Linked DNA regions of Homo sapiens: region 2 is linked to region 1. Evidence: chromatin contacts called from ENCODE Hi-C data. All regions are on one chromosome and are shown on one strand. Each heading gives the region's core, a stretch centred on a gene start or an enhancer-like site at or near the end of the contact. The rest is flanking DNA. Distances are from core to core; before and after follow the strand shown.

Evidence for each region. A loop is a pair of places that touch in the nucleus more often than their neighbours do. Pooled maps may share reads with other maps.
Region 2: a loop to region 1 is called in a map of sigmoid colon, with 6 times the contacts of the local background. The contact joins the promoter of IARS2 here to the promoter of MARK1 in region 1. A Hi-C loop is called at or near these places in 3 of 168 maps with a recorded cell type or tissue (chondrocyte, heart right ventricle and sigmoid colon), 1 of 37 single-sample maps with no recorded cell type and 5 of 50 pooled maps.

What each region holds. Positions count from the first base shown.
Region 1 is chr1:220,525,506-220,531,716 of GRCh38, forward strand. It overlaps MARK1 (microtubule affinity regulating kinase 1), which reads left to right and starts at 2,631. Exons shown (of 18, transcript NM_018650.5): 1 at 2,631-3,368. The coding sequence starts at 3,318. RefSeq lists a silencer at 2,695-2,994.
Region 2 is chr1:220,091,360-220,097,570 of GRCh38, forward strand. IARS2 (isoleucyl-tRNA synthetase 2, mitochondrial) reads left to right here and starts at 2,773. Exons shown (of 23, transcript NM_018060.4): 1 at 2,773-3,124; 2 at 4,745-4,867. The coding sequence starts at 2,858. RefSeq lists silencers at 2,563-2,642, 2,663-2,992 and an enhancer at 3,002-3,501.

The sequences.
Region 1 (6,211 bases), core at 1,381-3,880:
GAAGCTATATATAGTAACACAAAAAAATTTTGCTCATGAGCATTTTCATTTCTAAGGACTAGGGTTAAACAGTATTGACTCCATCACAATAATGCCTCATGTCATTTTTTTTTCCTCTCCCATGTTTAAGGATCTACTAATGCCATTTTAAGGGGAGAAGAGCTCATATAGGGACAGACAGTATTTCCTTTTGAAAAACATAGTGACTTTTTTTTTAACCTGGGCAAAGTGCATTTTCACTTAGTTTTCACTACATACCAAGCTTAAAATTGTTAGGTATTAATAAGGATTATTTGAATGGCATTTTCTTTTGGATAGAATTGTTCTATCCAAAAAAACAATTTGGCTAGCTAGAATTATGGATTCGAGCTACCTAGTAATGACTCTCTTTGAATGTAGTTTCACTGTTAGAAGTGTTCTTGGGGATTGACTTAAACAATAAATATCCCTTCCTATTATTATGTGATATTCCGTAAATTTCAATATGTGAAATAGTGAGCATTGTGTAGCAAATATAGCTAAGGGATTTGTCCATGGCTTTTAACAGACACTTTAAAATCTGTGGAAGCCACTGTGCCAGAATCTGGGGCTCTCCTTTAAGCTCTGTCTCGAATTAGCCATTATATCTTATGGGGTGAACCTATGGTTTTTGTGACTGGTGCAAGATTGAACAGCACCACATATTTCAGTTATCTTCTTCTGTATCTTATTAACCTGGTGCATCTGTGATCTTGAACAAGTTAACTTAGTGGAATTTTGTAAAATGGAAATAAATATGCCTGTCAGGGTCACCACGATTATAAAGATAGAAAAATATGTGAGTATACTTTAAAGAGCAAAATACATACTACCAGCTGAAGGAATGATTCATATTCCAATGGGGCTGAACGCCTTTTCACAGCTACTTGTTTATTGCTAGGTTAACTCAGGTACTATTGCAACACTAGGTACCCTTGTGTGGCTGCAGCAGTCAGTGATGCCGCTGACACTGTGATGGCAGCCCCTACAGGCAGCCGTCGCAATAGTTAACCAGAAAATAACCAGAAAAATACAGGATTATGCCCTTGCAACTTCAATGTATCTTGGTGATTCAGGATTTTCTGCAGAGGGCACGTAAATGCTTGACATTCTCAGTAACACATCATAGTTCAGGAGGCAGCATTGCAGTTCCGCTGCCTAAATTCTGTTTGAGAAGTGGTGATGACCACCAAAGGGATCTTGTTTTTTTTTTTTTTTTCATTTGCTTTGTGAAATTGGTAAGTGGTTACAAGAGAAAATGCTAAAGAAATAAGTACACAGATGGTGTTCTAGAAGTGAATATAGACTGGGTGAGAATTGCTTCTTTCCTCAAAGGATTTTTGTGTTTGCTATTTTCAGGTCTTTTGGACCCATGCTTCAAGGGTCAAGTGTTAACTTTTCAGAAACAACCTTTAATGAGTCAGGATAAAAACCATCTGGTTCAGGGATTCTTCTTTCAAATGGAGGAAATTCAGAAGAGACGAGAAATTTCCCACCATTATAAGAATTCCACTGGAGGCATACTGAAGCAGCTCAGAAAATCAATGTATCCGCTCCTATCTTTCATTCCTTTTGTCTTCCTGCCCATCCATGAAAGGAAGTGAAAAAGAAATGTTGCAAAGAAGAATAGAGAGACGATAAGGTTTTCGTTCTACAGGCTGAATGTGCAAAATGTAAGCTCTCAAATGAGATTAAAAAAAAATGCAGCCTTGCTTATAAAAGGCGAATGGGTCCTGGACAATGCACTACAGACGCGGGTGCCTACAGGATGTCTTGAGGCAGGTGGGTGGAAGTGTGAGGAAGCCACCTGGAAGAGGGAGGACAGGGCCCAAATCAGACACAGCTCTCCATCCTCCCTAAACAGGCTCGCCTAAGTGACACTTCCTTGTGTCCCAGGAAGTGACGATCAGCCAGTGTAGATGTTGTGACTCGCGGGTCTCACCCACTCCGAGGGTGCTGCAGGGCGCCCAGAGCGAGACGTCTTCCGCCGGCCCCATTCCCGAAGAGGCCGCGCCGTCGGGGGCTGAGACCCACTTGTACTGAGTCTCCAGCCGCCTCCCTAGGCTGCTGGCGCTTCTAGGGGCTTCTGTGCTTTTTGCCAAACTCTGAGGGTGACCCTGAACCTAACGGCTCCCTAGAGAAGGAGACTGACAGAGGGCTCAGGCGAGGATAGGGATTGAGAAAGCGTGGAAACGGGGGAGGAGGAGTAGAATTTAAGAATGGTAAAAGTCCCGAGGTAGGAGAAAAGGAGGGGTAGGATCCAGGGTAGGATTGAATCCAATTCTTCTCCAATGAAACGGACAAACAAACAAACAAACAAACAAAAACAGAAAGAAAGAAAAAGAAAAAAAAAAGCCACTGATTCACATCAGCTCTCTCTCACCCTCAACCCGGCAAAAACCAAACACGAATAAAAATAAAACCACCAGAGGCTCTTAGACGACCGTAAACTCTGCGGGTGGGGCACGAAACAAAAATAAACACAGGGACAGGCGGGCAAGAGAGCGCGGGAGGAGGAGGAGGAGAAAAAGGAGGAGGAGGAGGAGGAGGAGGCGGCCCCGCATCCCTAATGAGGGAATGAATGGAGAGGCCCCCTCGGCTGGCGCCCGCCCACCCGGCGGCGGCCGCCAAGTGCCTCTGGGCGCTGCGTGCCGCGCCCGCTGCTCCGCGCGCAGCCGGCTCGGGCCGCTCCTCCTGACTGAGGCGCGGCGGCGGCGGTGGCTGTGACCGCGCGGACCGAGCCGAGACATTCGCGCCGGGGGATCGGGCGCCGCCGCCGCTGGGCCCCGGGCGCGTGGATGCGGCTGGGTCGGGCGGCGCCGTACACCTGAGGCGGAGAACGGGGCGCGGCGCGGGTGACGCTGTCAGGGCCGCGGTTCCTGACGCCCAGGCGCTCGCCAGGACGAGCCAGGCAGTGATTTGAGGCACCGGCTTCACCTTCACCCATGGTCCGGAGAGCCTAGCGGGGCTCGCCACCGCCTCCCGGCTCCCCTTCCACGCCTCATCCTGCCAGCCTCGCCGCCCCGCCAGCGCCGGGCAACCGCCTCGCCCGAAGCCCTCCCTCGTTACTGTCCGCATACCCCGGCGGCGCCGCCGCGGGAAGCGGCTCCCCCTCCTCTTCCTCCGCGTCCTCTTCCCTCTTTCCCCCGCCGGGGCCGCTTGTTGCACCGCCCCGCGGCCTGCGGGAGCCGCTCGCCCCGGCCTTGTGCTCGCGTCCGCACCCCTTTCCTGTCGCCCCCCGGGGCCCGCACCACAGCCCGGCCGGCGAGACCCCGGCCAGACCCCGCTGCCCGCACAAAATGTCGGCCCGGACGCCATTGCCGACGGTGAACGAGCGGGACACGGAAAATGTGAGTAACCGGAGCCTCCCTCGGGAGCAGTGGGGGCGAGACCCTCCTCTGATCCCCACTTCACCCGCGCTTGGGCCGTCCCCCGTGCCTCGGCGCGGCCACCCGCGGCAGGGTCTCCACCTGGAGCCCGGCGTGACCCTCACCCACTGCTCAGCCCTATTCTTCATTCCAACCCCATTTCGCTTGTTTCCCCTCAAGGGTGAGGGTAGGGAACCGTAAGTGGCGCCCTCTCGCTCGGAGGTGGTCCTCCAGGGGCGGATGGGGTGATGGAGGGCAGAGAAGCAGAATGGGATGGCAGAGTGGGCAGTCAGGATTGCTTTATTTCTACCTCTGCATTCTGTGCCCCCACCCGAATGAATGCTTGCTTTACAATAGCAGACGAGCCGGCTACCTCTCACACTCTTGCTTTTCTGGATCTTTCAATCCTTTGCACTCTCCCCTCCTCCCCCCGCATTGCCCCATGACTTTGCTTTTTGTAACATTGTGTCCACATTTTGGGTCATGGGCACCAAAGCGAGAAGGATGGGAATGGAAGTGGAGATGTGTGCGTGTTTGTGTATGAGTTTATACTGCTGTGACACTCTTAGTAGGGATGAGTAGAAGAATTTCACGAACAGCATCTATGGCCCTGGGGTTACAGCAAAATGTTGAAAAGCCACATGAAGCCAAGGGCTTTTTAATCTCTTCCTTAAGTCAGTGATAATGATGCAGGGCAGGTTTTACTTTAAATATCTCTCCTCCTTGGAGTGTCACAAGGTGCACATCTTTAAAGGAGGGATTTTCTGTGTCTTTGATCAGATTGCCCTCTGGAGCTGTTATCAAGATGCAGATGTGCCGGGCTTTTAAACTCTTGAAAAACGAAAAGAACAAGATCCCTTGTATTTCCACCTTCTGAAAAGTACAGTTGTGTGTGTGTGTGCAAGTTCCTTTGTGGGAAGGTTTTCTTGTTTTTGTTTTTGTTTAAAACACTCAAGACCTGTAAATAGGGCTTGGCTGATTTTCCGACTGATTTTAAGGACCTAGAGGGGTACTAAGTTTTGGTCAGCTGTCCAGAGCTCTCTGTCTAGTTATCTCATCAGCCGTCCAGCTTTTGATATACCACTGACTTCATGGGGTTGGTAAAATAAAATAACGAAGCGCTTTGGTGTTCTTAGACAAAAGGCATGAGAGAAAGGATACAAGCTCACTTCTGAGTTGTTGGAGGGGTATAAACAGATGATTTCATCTTAGGAGGGAAGCACAGAAATTTAATATAACTATACAAAGAGAGAAGAAATTCTACTAAGAGACCATTGTTAGAGGACCTGTGAAGATGTTTCAGAGTATGCTTTTGTCTTCCCTAGCGCCGTGCATTTAAATGGGAAAGATAGTGTAAGGCTGCTGCTATCATAAATTAGAACTTCATTTGCATCATAACTATTTTAGAAAATATAATTGATACATAATTTTGATTGAGAGATTGAACAAGTTCAGAGAAAAAGATGGATATTTTGGTTTGAGTTGGTTTTAAAGCCGAGTTGGCACAGAATTTTTCTAACAGGAACATTAAAAAAATGCCTGTCATTCAAGAGTGTGAATGAAAAGTATGACAGATGATAACCTTTGTTTTTATTAGCAAATTACTGTATGTGTTAACCCAGGAGGAGTGGAAAAATACATTGTTTTTATTTTCTTTTAGATTTTGAATAGTATAGCTTTTCTCATACTTGTATGAATAAGGTACTTCATAAAGACATGAGATATAATTATAGAAATATGCATTAAGGAATAGCACAAAATGCAGCTTCTCATGTAAGAACACACAAAAAAGGATTTTAAAGCTAAGCAATAATAGTATGATAAATTTTGTTGTGAGTACCTTCTGAAAATGATTATGCTGTATAAACTGATTTGCTGTTTCTGAACATGTTATTTCAAAGTCACTTTTATGGTCTTGTGCCTTATTGTGTTGTACATAATGATATCTCCATTTAGCTTACTTTACCCACACCTTATTTTCTCCTAATTGCTGTGGAAAATATCTATTATATGACACCTGTCAATTAATAAGTATGCACTCAGCATGTTCATTTTTTAGGTAAAGGGTTGGGAAGGGGATATAGAAGTAGTGTTTAAGATAAAGTCTCTCCCTGCAAGGAGCTTACAGAAGAGATAATAATCCCAAACAAGTAATGTATGGTAGAAGACATTGTGTAAATAGGGCTAAATTGGTTTATAGGTGTTATAGGTGTTTATCAAAGAGGCCACCACTGATGGCTACGAAATCACCATTGGTGACTCTCTTTATTCTCTAGTTGGTAGTAAATGGCATCATCCATTTTTACTTCTCATCGATGAAATAAAGTAACAAGCCTGCTTGTTAGCTAATATATTAATGCCAGTATGGCAGCCAAAATGTATTTTTGTTTATAGTCATTTTCAATTACATGACATATTTTTAAAAATAGTTACAAAACTTTTATATTCATATGACTATTAAAGGGTTCTAAGTCCTTTGGTATATCAAGGACACTAACTAAAAACATTTTATTTTCCTTAGAAATTAAAATCAACAAATACAGTAATTTAAAACACCATCTTGATATTTCGTTGTCGTTTGCAGTTAATATAAACATTTCTTTGGTCATCCATATAACGTATTTGGATTTTGTGTCCTTGGGAATATATAATATCTACCCTTCTCAGTGTCACTAATATATATTCAGGATAAATAAAAATCCCAAAAGAGGAATATTATAGCACTGATCTCTTATATACTACTGCTATATATAGTAGAATGAGAAAGAATTGCTTTTCTCTAAGAACAGTCTATGTGTACTTTTTCAGGAGTATTTTCTTTGATG
Region 2 (6,211 bases), core at 1,523-4,022, 430 kb before region 1:
AGGTAAGCTCAACAAGTGAGAATAGAAATCTGCAGTCATCCTAAAGAGTAGCCATCTCCCAAGTGTTCATTGTATCCTCTCATAGGTTTTACGAGAAAACGGCATAGTTGAATTCAGCAAGTTATGTAGAGGTTGGTTAGGAGAGTTTCTATGTAAATATATCTTTGTGCTCCTGGAAGACTATAGCTGTGATAGATCCCAGATGTGAAACCGTGGGTCAAAGATGAAGTGCATTTTATTTTATTTTTTGGAGATGGAGTCTCGCTCTGTCGCCCAGGCTGGTGTGCAGTGGCCTGATTTCTCACTGCAACCTGTGCCTCCTGAGTTCAAGCGATTCTTCTGCCTCAGCCTCCAGAGTAGCTGGGATTACAGGCGCCTGCCACCACTCCCGGCTAATTTTTTGTATTTTTAGTAGAGACGGGATTTCACCATGTTGGCCAGGTTGGCCAGGCTGGTCTCGAACTCCTGAACTCAGGTGATCCACTTGCCTCAGCCTCCCAAAGTGCTGTGGTTACAGGCGTGAGCCACCGCGCCCAGCTGAAGCGCATTTTAAATGGTGATGGATATTGCTAAATTGCCATTCGGAAATCTCCTGCCTCAGCTTCCCAAGTAGCTGGGACTACAAGCATGCGCCATCACACCCGGCTAATTTTGTATTTTTAGTAGAGATGGGGTTTCTCCATGTTGGTCAGGCTGGTCTTGAACTCCCGACCTCTGGTGATCCACCCACCTTGGCCTCCCGAAGTGCTGGGATTATAGGCATGAGCCACCGCACCTGGCCGACAGTACCTATTTAACACTACCATCAGCAGTCCACTTTCACACATTCTCCCAAGCCCTGTTATCAAACTTCTTTATTTTTGCTTTAATCTGCTGGAAAGAAAATGGTATTTTAACTGTCTATTCCCATGACTCCTAAAGTTGAGGATCTTTTTATGTTTATTAGCTGTTTCCACTTCTGTGTCTCTGAGTTGACTGTTCATTTCTTTTGCTTTATTATTATTATTTTGAGACAGGCTCTCACTGTGTTGCCCAGGCAGGAGTGTAGTGGTGTAATCATGGCCCACTTGCAGCCTTGACTTCCTGGGCTAAAGCGATCCTCCCACCACAGCCTCCAAAGCAGCTGGGACCACAAGCACATGCCACTACATCCAGCTAATTTTAAAAATTATTTCAGAGATAGGGGTCTCCCTATGTTGCCCAGGGTTGTCTCAAACTCCTGGGCTCAAGTGATATTTCCACTTCAGCCTCCTAAGGTGCTGGGATTATAGGCATGAGCTACTGTGTCCAGCTTCTTTTATCCTTTTTTTTTTTTAAATTGGGTTGTTTACATTTGTTTTTTTGATCTGTAGCAGCTCTTTATGCATTTTGTGTATTATTATTTTTTAATGTGTAGCAAATGTTTTCTTCCACAGTATAGTGTAGGAAAGACAACATAACATGGTGGCTATGCACACACACTGGAATCTAACTGCCTGGGTTTGAATTCCAGCTGTGCTACTTAGTTGTATCATCTTGAGCAAGTTACATAATTCTATGTGCCTCAGTTTCCTTAGCTGTGAAATGGAAATACTCATAGTTCCTATCTCACAGGTTTTTTTGGTATGCTGTGTCTTCACCTCATCTGGTTTTGAAGATTAAGTGAATTAATTCAGGTACAGAGCTGGAGTCATTGATTGGTGAAAGGCTGACATTGAGTGCTTTCTGTTTGTCACTTGGTTTCTCACTTTCCGGTATCTTTTTTTGGTATATATATGTTTTCATACTTGTAGAAAATCTGTCCTTCTTATTTATGTGAACCAAATGTTCTGGATGTTGTGTTTTATGATTAGGAAGGCTATTCCCAAGTTGTATACTCAACAATGAAATGGTAACAATTGTGAACTATTATGAACTGGACAACCAAATAGAGCAGAATCTGTCAGAAACAGGAGCAGAAGTTGCTATATATACCATACTATTCTATGAGTGGGATATAACAGGGATTTCAGAGAATCTTAAAAAAAGGTTAGATTGTTTTATAATATTGTTAAAATCTATGGGAAGTCATTGATTTGGACTGAGCTCCTGCACTAGGCTGTTTACTTGTAAGGTCTGCGTTCCAGGAAATCAGGAGAGATGATAGCCAAATCCATTAAGCCAAATGGCGTCTGCTTTTCGTTCCCTGTTTCTGCCTTCTTCAACCTTTTCTGCCTATAAACCTCACCCTGCCCCCACAGCTCATCAGAGATCCTTTCTATTTTGTAGAAAGGTTTAGGAATATTTAATAATAGCCAATTAGATCTTTAAAACTCGATTTGCTGAAATTTTATTATTTTACAATATTTTCACTGAACTTGTGCTGCCCACAGTCGTAGTCATTACCCAAGTGTGCCTGTTGAGGCCTTGCCATGAGTTTAGCCCAGATTGAGATGTGCAGTATGTGCAAAGTACATGTCAAATTTCAAAGGCTTCGTATGAAGAGAATATGTAAAATATCTTACTTTTTATTGGCTACATGTTAAAGTGATACAATCATAGCTATGTTGTGTTAAAGTAAAAAAAAAAAAATATATATATATATATATTTAAAAAGCAGGGCACAGCGATTGGACTATGAGCCCCACCTTTCCCCGCCCCCGTGAATCTGAGCCCGCCCCCCGGCGGCTGCAGGGAGGACCCGGAGGTGGCTCAGCCTCCGCGGACTCCGGGAAGGCGGTGCCCACCGCCCCGCCCCCACTACCCGCCGCTCCCTCCCCGCCCCTTCCGCTCCCGGAGCGCGTGCGCCCTCTTACTCGGCTCCCCTTGGTTTCCTGGGGTCCTGCCCCTTCAAGCTGGGGCGGGAGCGGAGGACCCCGCTCTCAGGGGTTGCCGGACCATGCGTTGGGGGCTGCGCCCTCGCGGGCCGGGCGCGGCCGCCCTGGCCACTGCCCGAAGTTTGTGGGGGACGCCCCGCCTTCCCTGCAGCCCGGGATGGCAAGGGGCGACGAAGAGGCTTCTGGTGCGGTCGGTCTCCGGGGCCAGTAACCACCAGCCGAACTCGAATAGTGGCAGATACCGGGACACGGTGCTGCTGCCGCAGACGAGCTTCCCCATGAAGCTGCTGGGCCGCCAGCAGCCGGACACGGAGCTGGAGATCCAGCAGGTACGGGCCCCGCCTCGGCGCGGGGCCTCCAGAGAGGCCCGATCCGGCCGCGGGCACCGGGCGCTCGCAGGCGCCACACCTCTAGGCTCCACGCCGGTGCGGGTGGGCGGGGGTGTGACCAGATTGGTGGAATTCGTCTGCTTCGCACAGATTTTGTGGGCTGAAAACCTAAGTGAAGAAATCTCTAGATGAGCCCCTCCTTTGTACCAGGTTCTGGAGCGGGACATTAAGGGGTCACTAGCGATGCCCAGTTACCAGCATGTATCGCACGTATGTCCCATGTCTACCGTAGGCAAAACAGATAGACTTTGGGCACTTTTCCAATGCCTTGTAAAAAGTAAATTCACATGTCCACATGTAAATAAAAACCCAGGCTGGGCGCAGTGGCTCACGCCTGTAATCCCAGAACTTTGAAAGGCCAAGGCGGGAGAATCGCTTGAGCCAAGAGTTCGAGACCATATTGGCTAGTCACCCCCACCCCCCCGTCCTTAAAAAAAACCTTAAAAACCTCAATTATGATGAATGAAGGGGAAGTTGAAGCCCACTTCTTGGATCTTTTAGATCCCTAGTTGGAATTATGACTCGTTTGAAGTCGCCCAGGCTGGAGTGCAATGGCGCGATCTCAGCTCACTACAACTTCCGCCTCCCAGGCTCAGGCAATTCTCCTGCCTTAGCCTCCCCAGTTGCTGGGATTACAGGTGCGCACCACCACGCCCGGCTAATTTTTATATTTTTAGTAGAGATGGAGTTTCACCATGTTGGCCAGGGTGGTCTCTAACTCCTGACCTCAAGTGATCTTCCCGCCTCGGCCTCCCAAAGTGCTGGGATTACAGGCCTGAGCCACTACGCCCAGCCTAGTCTGAACTTTCTAAGAGCAGAGATTCCTCTTTAGCTTCTGTAATTCTAGTCTTTAAAAATCCCTGATATTCTTGGAATATTGGTTAAGTAAATATACTTAGCCTAAATATTCTGACAGTTATAAGAGTTCATCTAATTTTTTAAAGGTTTTTTAGTCAATACCTTCTGTATGCCAGAAAGAGTGACAGTTTCAAATGTTTCCTCGTTTAATCTTCACACCAGCCCTGTAAGATGGATATTAACACTTTTTTTTTTCAGATAAGAAAGCAGGCCCGTAAGTGCACAGTAACCTGGACAAAATCATACAGCAAGTGAGGGAAGGGAAGTGACTTAGACTGCCATGCATGTTGTTCCCAGATTTGGGGAATGGCAAGCATTGCCGCCAAAGAATAGCAAGAATATGTGTGTCGGGAATCTGCAGGTCCTTCAACATGTCGGGGGTGAGGAGTGAAGCATGGGGAGTGATGAAAGAATGCCCGAGAACTTAGTGGCACTAAACCTTTGTAGGGTGCTGCATATCATATAAAGAGTTTAGACTTCAATCTGAGGTGTATGGGGACATTACTGAAAGATTTTAAGAGATGCGTACTTTGACACGCATTTCAGAAACCTCACCTTGTATTTCAGAGTTGAGTAGATTGGAATGGAATAGATTGGAATGTAATTGGAATGGAAATAAGCAAGTGTTGGCTGTTATTTATGGTTAGACTCAGGAGTATGTATTTATATGATGTTTAGATATCTTTTTTTTTTTTAAAACAGAAATGTGGATTTTCAGAACTTTATTCATGGCAAAGAGAAAGAAAAGTAAAGACAGAATTTTGCCTTCATGATGGACCTCCTTATGCAAACGGTGACCCTCATGTTGGACATGCTTTAAATAAGGTAACTATAATTTAGGTTATGACACTTGAAAGAAAGTGTTTATGTAAATACTCTTTATAAATGTGTATTCTAATTATATGATAATTATGTAAATTTAGATTTGCACATAAAACTAAAACATTTTCATAGAAAGCAATATACAATTTTAGTACTGCATAAAAAAAATTGCTGCTATTTGCTTTGAGCTTAACGTTATATTAGTAAACATCATCTTATTCAGTGCATAATTATCGGGCGAGGCATTGTTCTAGAATCTGGGAATAGCAGTGGACAAAAAAAAGGTATGTCTTGGCCGGGCAGTATGGCTCATGCCTGTAATCAGTGCTTGGCCCACAGATATCAATAATTCATTATTTTTAAAATGCTTAGTAGAATTTCATTGAGAGAATATGTTAATACTACAATCTGTTCACTCATTTTTCAGTTCTTTATTTTTTGTAGATTTCAGTGGAAATTTTGGGGAGGAAGTGGGCTTAGGCATCTGTAGTTTCAAAACCAGGAATTTGGTCACTGAATGGGTCAATAGTGCTATTAAAGAGACCAGGCGCAGTGGCTCACGCCTGTAATCCCAGCCCTTTGGGAGGCCGAGGCAAGCGGATCACGAGGTCAGGAGATCGAGACCATCCTGGCTAACACGGTGAAACCCCGTCTCTACTAAAAATACAAAAAATTAGCCACGCATGGTGGCGGGAGCCTATAGTCCCAGCTACTCGGGAGGCTGAGGCAGGAGAATGCCGTGAACCCGGGAGGCGGAGCTTGCAGTGAGCCGAGATCGCGCCACTGCACTCCAGCCTGGGCAACAGAGCAAGATTCCGTCTCAAAAAAAAAAAAAAATCATGTTTTGTGATATAAATACAGAATAAAACTCTATTATTTCAAACCCTTTTGCAAGGAATGGAAGAGCCAACATTAACTGGATTAAGCAAAGAGAGAGAATTTACTGGCTTTTTTACTGTAGAGTCCAGATAGTTTTAGCCACCTGCATAGCTGGATCAGGAATTCACATAAAATTAAGAATTGGTTTCTGTCTCTCACTCTTTGCTACTTTAGTGACTGCCCCACCCCAGACCCCCAGCACATTTCCCAGTAGTTTCAGGCTTACATAATTCCACCTTCTCTTTCCCAACAGTTCTTTTTTCTTTTTTTTTTTTTTTTGAGACAGAGTCTTGTACTGTCGCCCGGACTGGAGTGCAGTGGTGCAATCTTGGCTCACTGCAATCTCCGCTTCCCGGGTTCAAGCGATTCTCCTGCCTCAGCCTCCCAAGTAGATGGGACTACAGGCGCCTGCCACCACGCCCGGCTAATTTTTTGTATTTTTAGTAGAGAGGGGGTTTCACTGTGTTA